Linked DNA regions of Homo sapiens: all the other regions are linked to region 2. A link is a loop called in an ENCODE intact Hi-C map of the cell type or tissue named here. Cell type or tissue: HepG2. All regions are shown on one strand. Region 1 has its middle 41 kb from the start of TAB3. Region 2 overlaps DMD (dystrophin). Region 3 has its middle 83 kb from the start of TAB3.

The links. A loop is a pair of places that touch in the nucleus more often than their neighbours do. Peaks named below come from ENCODE experiments on the same cell type or tissue, not always from the same donor. Only the 100,000 strongest peaks of a DNase experiment are listed, where the experiment ranks them.
Region 1: it touches region 2 in a loop (7-fold over the local background); 1 of 110 quality-filtered maps calls a loop at or near these places.
Region 3: it touches region 2 in a loop (2.5-fold over the local background); 1 of 110 quality-filtered maps calls a loop at or near these places.

What each region holds. Positions count from the first base shown.
Region 1 is chrX:30,928,676-30,932,675 of GRCh38, forward strand. No RefSeq gene overlaps it. Among named protein-coding and RNA genes, the nearest start is that of TAB3, 41 kb to the left of the region's middle. In HepG2, no CTCF peak of the experiment used is centred here; DNase peaks (open chromatin) are centred at 1,656 and 2,206; H3K4me3 peaks cover 228 bases.
Region 2 is chrX:31,219,847-31,223,846 of GRCh38, forward strand. DMD (dystrophin) reads right to left here. Exons shown (of 79, transcript NM_004006.3): 64 at 3,201-3,275. Among named protein-coding and RNA genes, the nearest start is that of FTHL17, 150 kb to the left of the region's middle. In HepG2, no CTCF peak of the experiment used is centred here; a DNase peak (open chromatin) is centred at 1,585.
Region 3 is chrX:30,970,314-30,974,313 of GRCh38, forward strand. No RefSeq gene overlaps it. Among named protein-coding and RNA genes, the nearest start is that of TAB3, 83 kb to the left of the region's middle. In HepG2, CTCF peaks have their summits at 1,632 (motif pointing right) and 2,095; DNase peaks (open chromatin) are centred at 1,628 and 2,098; H3K4me3 peaks cover 314 bases.

The sequences.
Region 1 (4,000 bases), 290 kb before region 2:
TGATTGTAAGTTTCCTGAGGCCTCCCCAGCCATGTGGAACTGTGAGTCAATTAAATCTCTTTTCTTTATAAATTACCCAGCCTTGGTATTTCCTTATAGCAATGTGAGAATGGACTAAAGCTAAAATAATAAAAATACTTTGGCATTCAGGTAGGGTGTGTGGTTGAGGGGGAGGATGAAGAGAGGTTGGTCAATAGGTTCAAACATACAGTTAGATAGAAGATATAAGTTCTAGTGTTCTGTAGTAGAGTAGGGTGCCTATAGTCAGCAACAATGTGTTGTATATTTCAAGGTGGCTAGAAAAGAGGACTCAAAATGTTCCCAACACATAGATATAATAAATACTCAAGGGGATGAATACCTCAGATATCCTGACTTGGTCATTACACATTCTATGCATGTAACAAGTACTTACATGTACCCTCTCCCTAAATATGTAAAATATTATGTATCAATTAAAAAATACATTGGCATAGAACATGGTGGGTGATAGAAGATGGTGTTGTGGAAACTGGCGATCCATTGGGTTAAAAGTCAGCCCCATTCTGTACATCAAATACAAAAATATATTCCAGTTGAATTAAATACCTAAATGTTAAAAAAACCTTAGGAAGTACTAGAAGTACACACACACACACACACACACACACACACACACACAATCACAGAGTGGGGGAAGTCGTTTTTAAAAGCATAGAAGCCATAAAAAATAGACATCTGAATACATGCAAATTTAACATTTTTGCACATACCATAAAGATAAGTGACAAACTGGGAGAATATTTTATATGTATATCAAAGTATCAATATCTATATTATATATAATTATATGTCCATTTTATATATATATATAAAATATCTGGTTTCCAAAGCAAAAGAAAAACAATTAAAATTGAACACAGGAAATACATTAATAATTTATTGAAGAAGAAACTCAAATGTCCAATAAACATACAAACTAATGCTTGTTTGAAAATCAGGAAAATGTAAATTATGGAATAACGGTCTGTTTTTCTCTAATCAAGTTAGGACTAATTTTTTAAATATATAATATCTGGTATTCACTAGTGTGGTAGAAATGGGCATTTATATCCTGTTTGGAATTGGTCTCCTAGAGGGTAAATGTGGCAGTATTTTTGCAAATTAAATCTGTGTTTTCATCTATAAATAGAAATTCTTTCATGTTTACAATGCTATATGTATAATTACATTTGTTGCAGTATTTTTAAAAGAAAGGATGTTCAAAATTACGTTGTTGTAGCAACATATTGGAAACAACCTAAATGCACATGGATAAGAGAAGGGTTAAATAAAATATGGTACATGCACCTTTTGCATATTTTAAAAAATGTGGCAGATCTACATGTCCTAATGTAGAAAGATCTCCAAGGCATATTGCTAAGTGAAAGAAATTTGCAACAAATATAGCTAGACTTACCCCATTTACGTAAAACAAAAAAGTCTGCATGTAAGTAAGATACAATACAGTACAATCTTTTTTGTAATATGTTTGCAAGGGTACACACCAAACTGATACTTTAAAAAAAAGTCTTACAAATTTTTTTGGTTGCTTAAATTTTTTTTTTTTTTTTTTTTTGTCTGAGATAGGATCTCGCTCTGTCACCCAGGCTGGAGTGCAACCTTGAACTCTTCAGCTCAAACTATCCTCCTGCCTCAGCCTTCCCAGTTGCTGGGACTACAGGTGCCTGCCACCATACCCTGCTAATTTATTTTTACTTTTTGTAGAGACAGGATCTCTGTATGTTAACTGGGCTGGTCTTGAACTAGATTGCTTAATTTTTTATAATAAACACTTGTTCATATATTATTGACATGATTTTAAAAATAATAATTAAAATGCTTTTTTACTTAAGAAAACCCAGTATAGAGAAAGTAAATGGGAAAATATGTCCCAATATTTAACAGTAGTAGTTTTGAGACAATAGGATCTTGCATGCATGGATAATACTTTAATGCCAGTGTTTCCCATAGGCATATCTTTCTGTCGTAAGACGAAAATATGAGAAATAAAAAGAAAAATGTTTAATGATAACTAATTTCAGTTGACTCTGCTGGGTGGCATGTCAACAACTAAGGTAGTGATAGGAAAGAAATATCTTAGGCTTTAAAGTCCAAAGGCCTGTGTGCATACCCTGGTTATTATATCTTATTTTGTTTGAACTTAGGCAAATTATTTACCATCTGCAAGCCTTATTTACCTTCCTTGTAAGAGGGATTGATAATAACTACTTTTCAGGATCGTTTTGAGGGTGAAATGAGCTAATGCATAGTACATAAATAACTGGGAACGTTGCCTGTGCTCAGTAACTATTAGTTCTTTCTTCGCCATTTCTCAGCCTGCCTAGGAGATGGAGCATCCCTCCGCAGTCTTGCCCTGGTCTTCATTTATTTTCCTTAGACTAACTTTGTATTCCCAATTTGTGTGTAATTACAATTACAGCTTAACTTTGTATAATGCTTTAATGTTTACAAGCATTTTTATGTATTACACTATACACCTTGAATCCTTGCATATAATCATGTGGATCCCATTTTAGCTTCCTACAACTTGAGTGCTCAGGAGTAAACAGGGTGGTACACTGTATTAGTCTATTTTCACACTGCTATAAAGAACTGCCTGAGACTAGGTAATTTATAAGGAAAGAAGTTTAATTGACTCACAGTTTTACATGCCTGGGGAGGCCTCAGGAAACTTACAGTCATGGCAGAAGGCAAAGGGGAAGCAAGCACCTTCTTCACAAAGTGGCAGGAGAGAGAAGAGCAGAGGAGGAATGTCCAAACACTTATAAAAGCCATCAGATCTCACAAGAACTCACTATCATGAGAACAGAATGGGGAAGACCATCTCCATTATCCAATCACCTCCCTCCCTTGACATGTAGGGATTACAGGCCCCTTCCTCAACATGTGGGGATTACAATTCAAAATGAGATTTGGGTGGAGACACAAAGCCAAACCATATCACACATATATTATTGAGAATGTTTTTACAATGAGAGAATTGTAGTGCTACTTCAATCCCCTCATTTTACAGAACCCAGAGAGCTTATGTGCTACCATGTCAGTTACCTTTTGCTGCATAACACCCCAAAACTTAGTGTCTTAAAATAGCAACTATTGATTTAGCTCATAATTCTGATGGCCGTCCTTATAGTCTGAACCAGGTTCAGCTGATCCTGACTGGGTTCACTTCTATGTTTGGGGCCTTGGCTGGGATGATTGGGACAGCTAGATCATCTTGGCACATGGCTTCATAAACTCCAGCAGGCAAGCTCAGGTCTATTCACATAGTGGTGTTGGGTCCCAAGAGCAACGAGTGTGGAAGCTGCAAGGCCTAGACTTAGAACTCACACAACATCACAGCAGCATTATAGTGGCCAAAGCAAATCACAAGAATGGCTACTATTCTAAGAATGAGGAAATAAACTCCATCTTTTGATGAAGGAAGCTACAACAGAGAAAGGGGAAGGGCTGGGGACATTTTTTGCAATCTATCCCAGAGGCATAGCTAATTAGTGGGTATGCTGTGATTAGAAGTCTGCCCTGGTGACTTATGAGTCCAGGTCAACTGTAATATAGTTTCATAATAAAACAAAATACACTGAAATCTGAATACATTCTTAATTTGCTCTTGTTCTCTTAATGTCCTTAGAAATGTATCATATTCAGTCAAAAGACTGAACTGGAGAATTTTTCATAAGATCTACCCAGCATGGAGTTAGCTATCTCAGAAAAGTAGAGTGACTTCTTAGTGACATTCTTAAAGAGTGACAGTAAAACCTGTCTTCCATAGGTTGAATCTAGGACAAAATTGTTGAAAAAGATGAGGAGGTGATGACAATATACATAAGGACTTTAATGTGCCTGAATCAGTCACGAATGGAAAGTTAAAAAAAATACCCACAACACTTTAAAAAGTCTGCCTCAGGCAATCTCAAAGCGTTTGACATTTCATTTATTGGAAAAATGTAGCTTTTTG
Region 2 (4,000 bases):
CACACACACACTTATATACACATATTGTGCCACATAATGACATTTCAGTCAACAATGGACTGCCTATATGACAGCGAGCCCATGAGATTACACTATTATATATTTTTACTGTATCTTTCTATGTTTAAATACGTTTCGATACACAATACTTACTATTGTGTTCCAACTGCCTACAGTATTCAGAACAGTCACGTGCTGTACAGGTGTATAGCCTAGGAGCAATAGGCTATCCCATACAGCCTAGGTGTGTACTAGGCTATACCATCTAAGTTTGTGTAGTACTCTCCTATATTGACATAACAACAAAGTTGCCTAACAACACATTTCTTAGAACATATCCCCATTGTTAAGCAACACGTGACTGTACATACATTTCCATTAACTCCTCAGCCCCCTCCAACTAGCTACCACCCCACTCTTCTCCCCTTCATAAGTAAATTTCTCCAAGAATCATTCATACCTTCTCTAATTCTCCACTTTTGGTTCACTTTTGAACTCACCACACCACTTCCACTGTGCCTCTAAAATCTCACCAAAGTTACTAGGGACCTTCCTGTTGCTAAGTCCAATGGGCATTTTCCGCAACTTTATGCTGACATCCCAGCAACATCTGACCCTGGTAACGGGTTCTTTCTTTCTTCCCATGGAGCATGTGGCATCATAACCTCTTGGAATTTTCCTTCTTTCCTCCTGGCCATTCCTTTGCAGTCCCTTCTGTAGGTTGCTTATCCTGTGTCCTAAATAACTTCCCTTCTCACGCTACACTTTCCTGGAGCTATCCAATCCTCTCCCCCGTTACAAGCAGCACCTACAGGCTCATGATCCCTAAACGTTGTTTGTATATTTCTCCTGAGCACCACAGCTCCGTGTCTAACCTTACCAGACAAGTCCCACATTCACCTGATATTCCAAGCCAAGCACCTAAGTGTCTTCCTTGACTCCCTTTCACCCACCACATCAAGCTTGTCCAACCTGTGGCCCAGGATGGCTTTGAATGAGGCCCAAATGAATTCGTAAACTTTCCTAAAACATTTTTTTTTTTTTTTGCGATTTTTTTTTTTTTTTTTTTTTTTTTAGCTCATCAGCTACCGTTAGCGTTAGTGTATTTTATGTGGGGTCCAAGACAATTCTTCTTCCACTGTGGCCCGGAGAAGCCAAAAGATTGGACATCCCTGCACCACATCAAATGAATCACTGAGGCCTGTCAAATCCACTTCCTAAATATTTCTAAATTCTCTCCACTTATCTCCCTTACTACTCTGCTAATTCAAGCCACCACATTGCTGGTTTAGATTACTGCAACAGGTTTTTCTCCTGTCACTCCCACATCGCACCAATCCATACTCTGTTCCACAGCAAGAATCATCTTTCTAAGCGACAATCTGATTATGTCACCCCCAGGCCAAATCCCCTGACCTCTAAATTCCTTAACTTGGGTTTTAAAAACCTTGCACAATCTGCTTCCTGCTTCTCTCTCCAGCCTATTATTTCACAATAGATCTTTCCCCTGGAATTCTGTGCTTTAGCCATACTGACATATTTTCAGTTCCTGAATGTGTCATGCTTTCTCTGGGCCCTTCAGCACATGCTCTTCTTTCTGACTAGAACGCTCTTCCTAGAGAGAGAGCTGCTTACTCTTCTAGAGTTACCTAGCTTAGACATCACCTCTTCAAACAAACATTCTTTGAATCTCATTCCACACAGTTAGCTGTTCACATAGTACCCCATTGTCCCACTGTTGCACAACTAAATATATGACATTGAAATGGTCTTGGAAATAGAGACAAGATCACTTTATTTTTTTAACCAACTGTAGACATTCTTAATACATTATACATATATTTGCTTATGTCTACAAATTTCATGAACATCCTGGTTATCCCTTGTTAGACTGTAAGTTCCATCAGAGCAGAAACTGTGCCTGTTGGGCCGGGCGCATTGGCTCACGCCTGTAATCCCAGCACTTTGGGAGGCTGAGGCGGGTGAATCACCTGAGGTCAGGAGTTCGAGACCAGCCTGACCAACATGGTGAAACCCCGTCTCTATTAAAAAATACAAAAATTAGGCCGGGCGTGGTGGCTCATGCCTGTAATCCCAGCACTTTGGGAGGCCGAGGAGGGCGGATCACAAGGTCAGGAGATCGAGACCATCCTGGCTAACACGGTGAAACCCCGCCTCTACTAAAATTACAAAAACAAAATTAGCCAGGCGTGGTGGTGGGTGCCTGTAGTCCCAGCTACTCCGGAGGCTGAGCCAGGAGAATGGCGTGAACCCGGGAGGTGGAGTCTGCAGTGAGCCTAGAACGCGCCACTGCACTCCAGCCAGGGTGACAGAGCGAGACTCTGTCTCAAAAAAAAACAAAACAAACAAACAAACAAACAAAAAACAAAAATTAGCCGGGCATGGTGGGGCATGCCTGTAATCCCAGCTACCTGGGAGGCTGACGCAGGAGAATCACTTGAACCTGGGAGGTGGAGGTTGCAGTGAGCCCATATTGCGCCACTCCACTGCACTCCAGCCTGGGCAACAGAGCAAGACTCCATCTCAAAAAAAAAAAAAAAAAAAAAAAAACAGAAAAAAAGAAAAAGAAACTGTGCCTGTTTCATGGGCATATCATCAATGCACACAGACCCTCAGACAATAGTAGAGTTATACATAAACTATTTGATGACATGATAGAGCTGTGTAACACTTCAGGATTTTTCCACAGATGTATGATAAAAAAGGAGGAAAGCAATTCTGTCATTTTTCCTCTACCACTTCATTCATCTGCACGTTAGCATTCAAGCTAATAAACCACACATGTCTATGAAGTTTGGTTTAGATCAGATAGTCATAGTCTTCTAATACTAAGTACATTTTGTAAAAAGAAAAAAAAACAAAGGTAGAACAAGGATTGTGCAAGTTTCACAAAGGTAATTATGGATGCCGATGCCAATGCCAGTAGTTGGAAAATAAAAATTCTCAATATCTTAATTCAACATCAGTAGCTGAGGAATGGTGACAGGAATGATTCTAAAAATAAAACAAAACATTCTAGGCAAACTCTAGGCCAAGGATACATTAAAGAATGAATTATACATTGCAACAGGAATTGTGACAGCTGTTTCTCCCCTCTCTAAGTAAAAATGTACCCAACCTACTTTTTATTCTAAGCAAAGACATAGTATCAAGATCTTCAAATACTGGCCAATACTTACAGCAAAGGGCCTTCTGCAGTCTTCGGAGTTTCATGGCAGTCCTATAAGCTGAGAATCTGACATTATTCAGGTCAGCTGAAAAGAGGGAAAACAAAGAGCATTTGTTATTCCATCAGAAATAACAGACAACCCACCCCCGACGCCCAGTGATTTGCCAATAACTACAACCACCACAAAAATAGCCTAGAAAACATATAGTGTGTATACGCCAAGCTTTCGGAGGTGAAAATTCTGTTAACGTGGGGAAAAGAAAAAATAATTCCTTTTGCCCTTTGACAACCAGGAAGGCTAAGTTCTGTGAAGACTAAAGTGGTATAGCCTGAAGGGCATTCATGTAGTCCTGTTCCCAAGAGGAAAGAGATGGACAGGCATTATTTTTTTCTAGAAAGTAATCTGGATCTACTGTAGTGAATCTTTTCTGCACAAGATTAAAGAGAACAAGAAATACATTATTTAAATAGCTATAAGACCTTAAACAATCAAGTGGCAATATAACATTTTTTCTGACTGTAGAAGTTATACATGCTCACTTTGGGTAACTTAGACATTTAACATATACATATATAATCAAATAAATCATCCACAAGCCCATAAACTCAAAAATAGGCACAACTGGCTGGATTCAGTGGCTCATGCCTGTAATCCCAACGCTTTGAGAGGCCAAGGTGGGAGGACTGCTTGAGGCCAGGAGCTTAAGACCAGCTTGGGCAACATAGTGAGATCCCATCTCTACAAAAAAAGTTTATATAAACCTTTTAAATAAGCACTGTTAACATTTTGAGTATTTTTTATCCAACATA
Region 3 (4,000 bases), 250 kb before region 2:
TCCTCCTGCCTCAGGCTCCCAAGTAGTTGGGATTACAGAGTAGCTGAGATTACAGGCATCAGAAAGCACACTTGTCTAATTTTTAAATATTTTGTAGAGATGGGGTCTTGCTATGCTACCCAGGCTGGCCTCAAACTCCTGGGCTCAAGAGATCCTCCCACCTCAGCCTCCCAAAATGCTGGGATTACAGGTGTTAGCCACTGTGCCTGGCCCACTATCAATTCTTTACTTAGGTCCATTTTAGATTTTCCGTCAGTCGTACAAAGTCTTAGTGCTTTGATTTACTTCAGCTTGATGCCAATCTTTTCTTTACTTAGAAGGCATTTTCAACACACATGCCTCCTTCTCTAACATAACTGTAGGAGTGAGGATGGCACCAGGAGGGAGGCTGCAGTCATGAGCAGCCTCCATGCCATCCGAAGAGCATCCCTGTGTGAATAGGAGAGACTAGAGTGCCTCTTTCCGAGGAGAAAAGGATGGAGATCCTTCCAGTGTGGGGCATAAGGTTAACCCTGACTTCGTGCTGTGATGTGTCGCTGGAGTCTGCTGCAGTTTACCTCTTTTCATGAATTTGCAGGCAATAAAAAAAGGTCATAGAGTCACATGACACAGAATTCCAAGCCTGCAAGGGTTTTAAAGTCCATCTTGTCAACCTCCCCAAACGCCACTTAGATCCTGTCCACAGTGTCTTCATATCAAGTGGCTATTTGAATGCATTTTTCTCCTTAGAAGGGCTATTGCTCTACCTACCTGAGGAGCACTTTATGAAGAATTTCAGGTGATTCCTTAATTAAATGGGGTCGACATGTACTTAAAAGCCTCTTAGGAACTGTGAAATAGAATCCTAATTTAGGCAAAGTTTCTCCTGGTCTGTCATAAAACCGAACATGGGACTGAATGTCCAAAATAATAACAACAATAATAATAGCTAAATTTATTAAATCTTTAATAAGTGTTAGTCCTGCACAATAAAAGGTAAACACTGTTGACCCATGCAATTTCAACAATCCATGCACATGGGATGTACCATTATTTCTATATAAAGAGGAGCAACCTGTATATAAGAACCTTATAAAAGATGCAAACCTGTATATAAGAACTTAGAGAAGTTTCAAATGTTGTCCAAGAACCTATTATAGAGGCCACGTGATCACTGATTTTTTTTTCCTAAAAATAATGTATGCAGTATGTGTGTATTTTAGAGTTTACAAACTTTTTTGGCACACATTATTTCTATTTGATTTTCATTCTCAGATGCTCGTGAGATTCTTCTCCAAATATATCATGCCTGTCATCTATTTTTGTACTTTTCATTAGAGAGCTGAAAAGTATTATCTTTAGAACATCATCCACATCTTAGAAACAAAGGGAGTTGAGTTGGGGCTTAAATGCTGCCTCTGTAATTTGTTCTGGACCCAAGAAAATTTCTTATCCAGGTTTTGGTACAGAGGCAGAGAGTCACCAGTATTCTCAAGCAGACTTTAAAATGGTTAGCTAAAATGGTTAACTAAGACACTTAGCATAAACTCTTCTCCCTCACCCAAGCCTCTGCATTCTCACTGAAGCCACATTAAAGCCAGATGGAGCCAGTAGCTGTGAGGTTCCTTCCTGGCCACTAGAGGCCAGCAAGCCTCAGTTAAGAACCTTGGAGTGGCGCATGCTTTTCTTACTTTGTGCGTCTAGTTGGTTCAGTACGAGGAAAATGATCCTGGAATGTTTCTAGAAGAGACATATGGTTCCAATGTGTACCACTGAGATGCCTCTGGTTTTTCAGACGTCCCAACATTTCCCTGAAAATCAGTCTTGAACAAATTAAGCAAGTAAAGAATGAGTGTTTTTGGCGTGTCTCTGCCACATCTTCCAAAAGCCCCATGCGTCCCTTTTCATTCTAATGCTTTTTTTCTTCCTTTCCCTGTTTGAAAGAAACGAACAAAAGAATCCAATTTTATGTGATCTCTTTCCCACCCCCACATTGTTTAATTTCCTGGAAGCAGTAATATCTCACTCCTTCCTCATTTCTCTTGAGGCTAAAAGTCCTGTCTCTCCCTGACTTTCTATTGCTTGCTTCTCTCTTCCCTCTACCCACTAGGTTGCGCTCGTAGAAGGAGATAGAGGGAGGCTACTGTGGCCGGAGAGAATAAGGCAGAGCATATGGGAGAGGGCTTTGCTCAGCTGAGCACTGTGCTGTACAGTTCTGGAGTTCCTATGCCTCAGCAGAGGGGCTCCTCTTTAATGTGTGTTCTCTGAATTTAAAGGTACTCTCTTTGAAAAAATCCTTACACTTTTTTTTCTTTCTTTCTTTTTTTTTTTTTTTTTGAGATGGAGTCTCGCCTTGTCGCCCAGGCTGGAGTGCAGTGGCGCCGTCTCGGCTCACTGCAACCTCCACCTCCCGGGTTCAAGCAATTCTCCTGCCTCAGCCTCCCGAGCAGCTGGGATTACAGGCATACACCACCAAGCCCACCAACTTTTTTTATTTTTGTATTTTTAGTAGAGATGGGGTTTTGACATGTTGGCCAAGCTGCTCTCGAACTCTGGACCTCAAGTGATCTGCCAGCCTCGGCCTCCCAAAGTGTTGGGATTACAGGCGTGAGCCACGGTACCGCACTGAGAATATCCTTATACTTAGAAAACATATGCTTAAGTATTTCAGGTACAGAGCCTTCATATATGCAATTTCCTCTCAAATGGCTCAGTTATATATATATATATACACACACAATATATAATATATATTATATAATTTTATAATATATATACACAATATATAATATATATATTATATAGTTATATAATATATATTATATATACACACATATGTGTATATACGCATATATGTATATATTATATATACATATATGCGTATATACACATATATGTATATATTATATACACACACATGTATATATATATGTATGTGTGTCTATATATGTATGTATATAAGAGAGAGAGAGAACAAATGACAAAGCAAATGGGGTAAAATGTGAACGATAGGTGACTCTGGATAAAGGCTCTGCTGATCCCAGCCTGCTCAACATGGCGAAACCCCATCTCTACTAAAAATACAAAAAATTAGCCTGGCGTGCTGGTGGGCGCCTGTAATCCCAGCTACTCGGGAGGCTGAGGCAGGAGAATCGCTTGAACCCAGAAGGCGGAGGTTGCAGTGAGCCGAGATGGCACCACTGCACTTCAGCCTGGGAAACAAGAGCAAAACACCATCTCAAAAACAAACAAACAAAAAAGGGCCTGCTGATCCTATGCATATCCTCGCAATTCTTCTATATGCTTGGAATTACCTCCAAATATTAAAGCTACTCTTTTAAAATGAAGTTTTTTGTATATAATCATCTAATTTTTAAAATACACTGCTCACTTTTCCAGAAAGTGGGACTTCAAAGTCACCTTGACACACCTGAGCTGATGAATGGAGGAAGGATGGAGCGGAGGTCAGAGGAGAACCCCTCCCTAGGTCTGCCCTCTCTAGTCCACTCCTCAGGAAATGAGCCTCCTGTCCGCCCCCCATTCTCTCTCCAGACAAGTATGATTCAGGTGGATCTTTCCCCTCTCAGCATGTTCTTTATCTCTTCTTTTCAGGTGCTTTGCTTTGGACTGCCTCCCAAAGTGGCACACAGCTAATTCAACCCAAGCAGAGGCTCAAAAGCCCATGTACTAGATGTATAGAGCACCCTTGACATAACTAACTCCATCTTAGAAAAAGACTCCATTTTACATTTCATAGGGCACCTTGCCAACAAAGATGTTTTGCCTAACAAACAAATAAAAAAATTAAGACTGTATCCAACCAGATAAGAACACAAACAAACATGCTCTTCCACTATCACTTCTCACCAGAGGACTCTGTGGCCATGAAAGAGCAGGTTCTCAGCAGCTCAAAATGGCCGTCTTAAGTGACACTGCCTTGCAGTCACTCGTAATAAAAGCTTGACATCTGCCACTGAAGGCACTGCCACATTAAAGGCTCTACCTTGCAAGACCGAAGGAA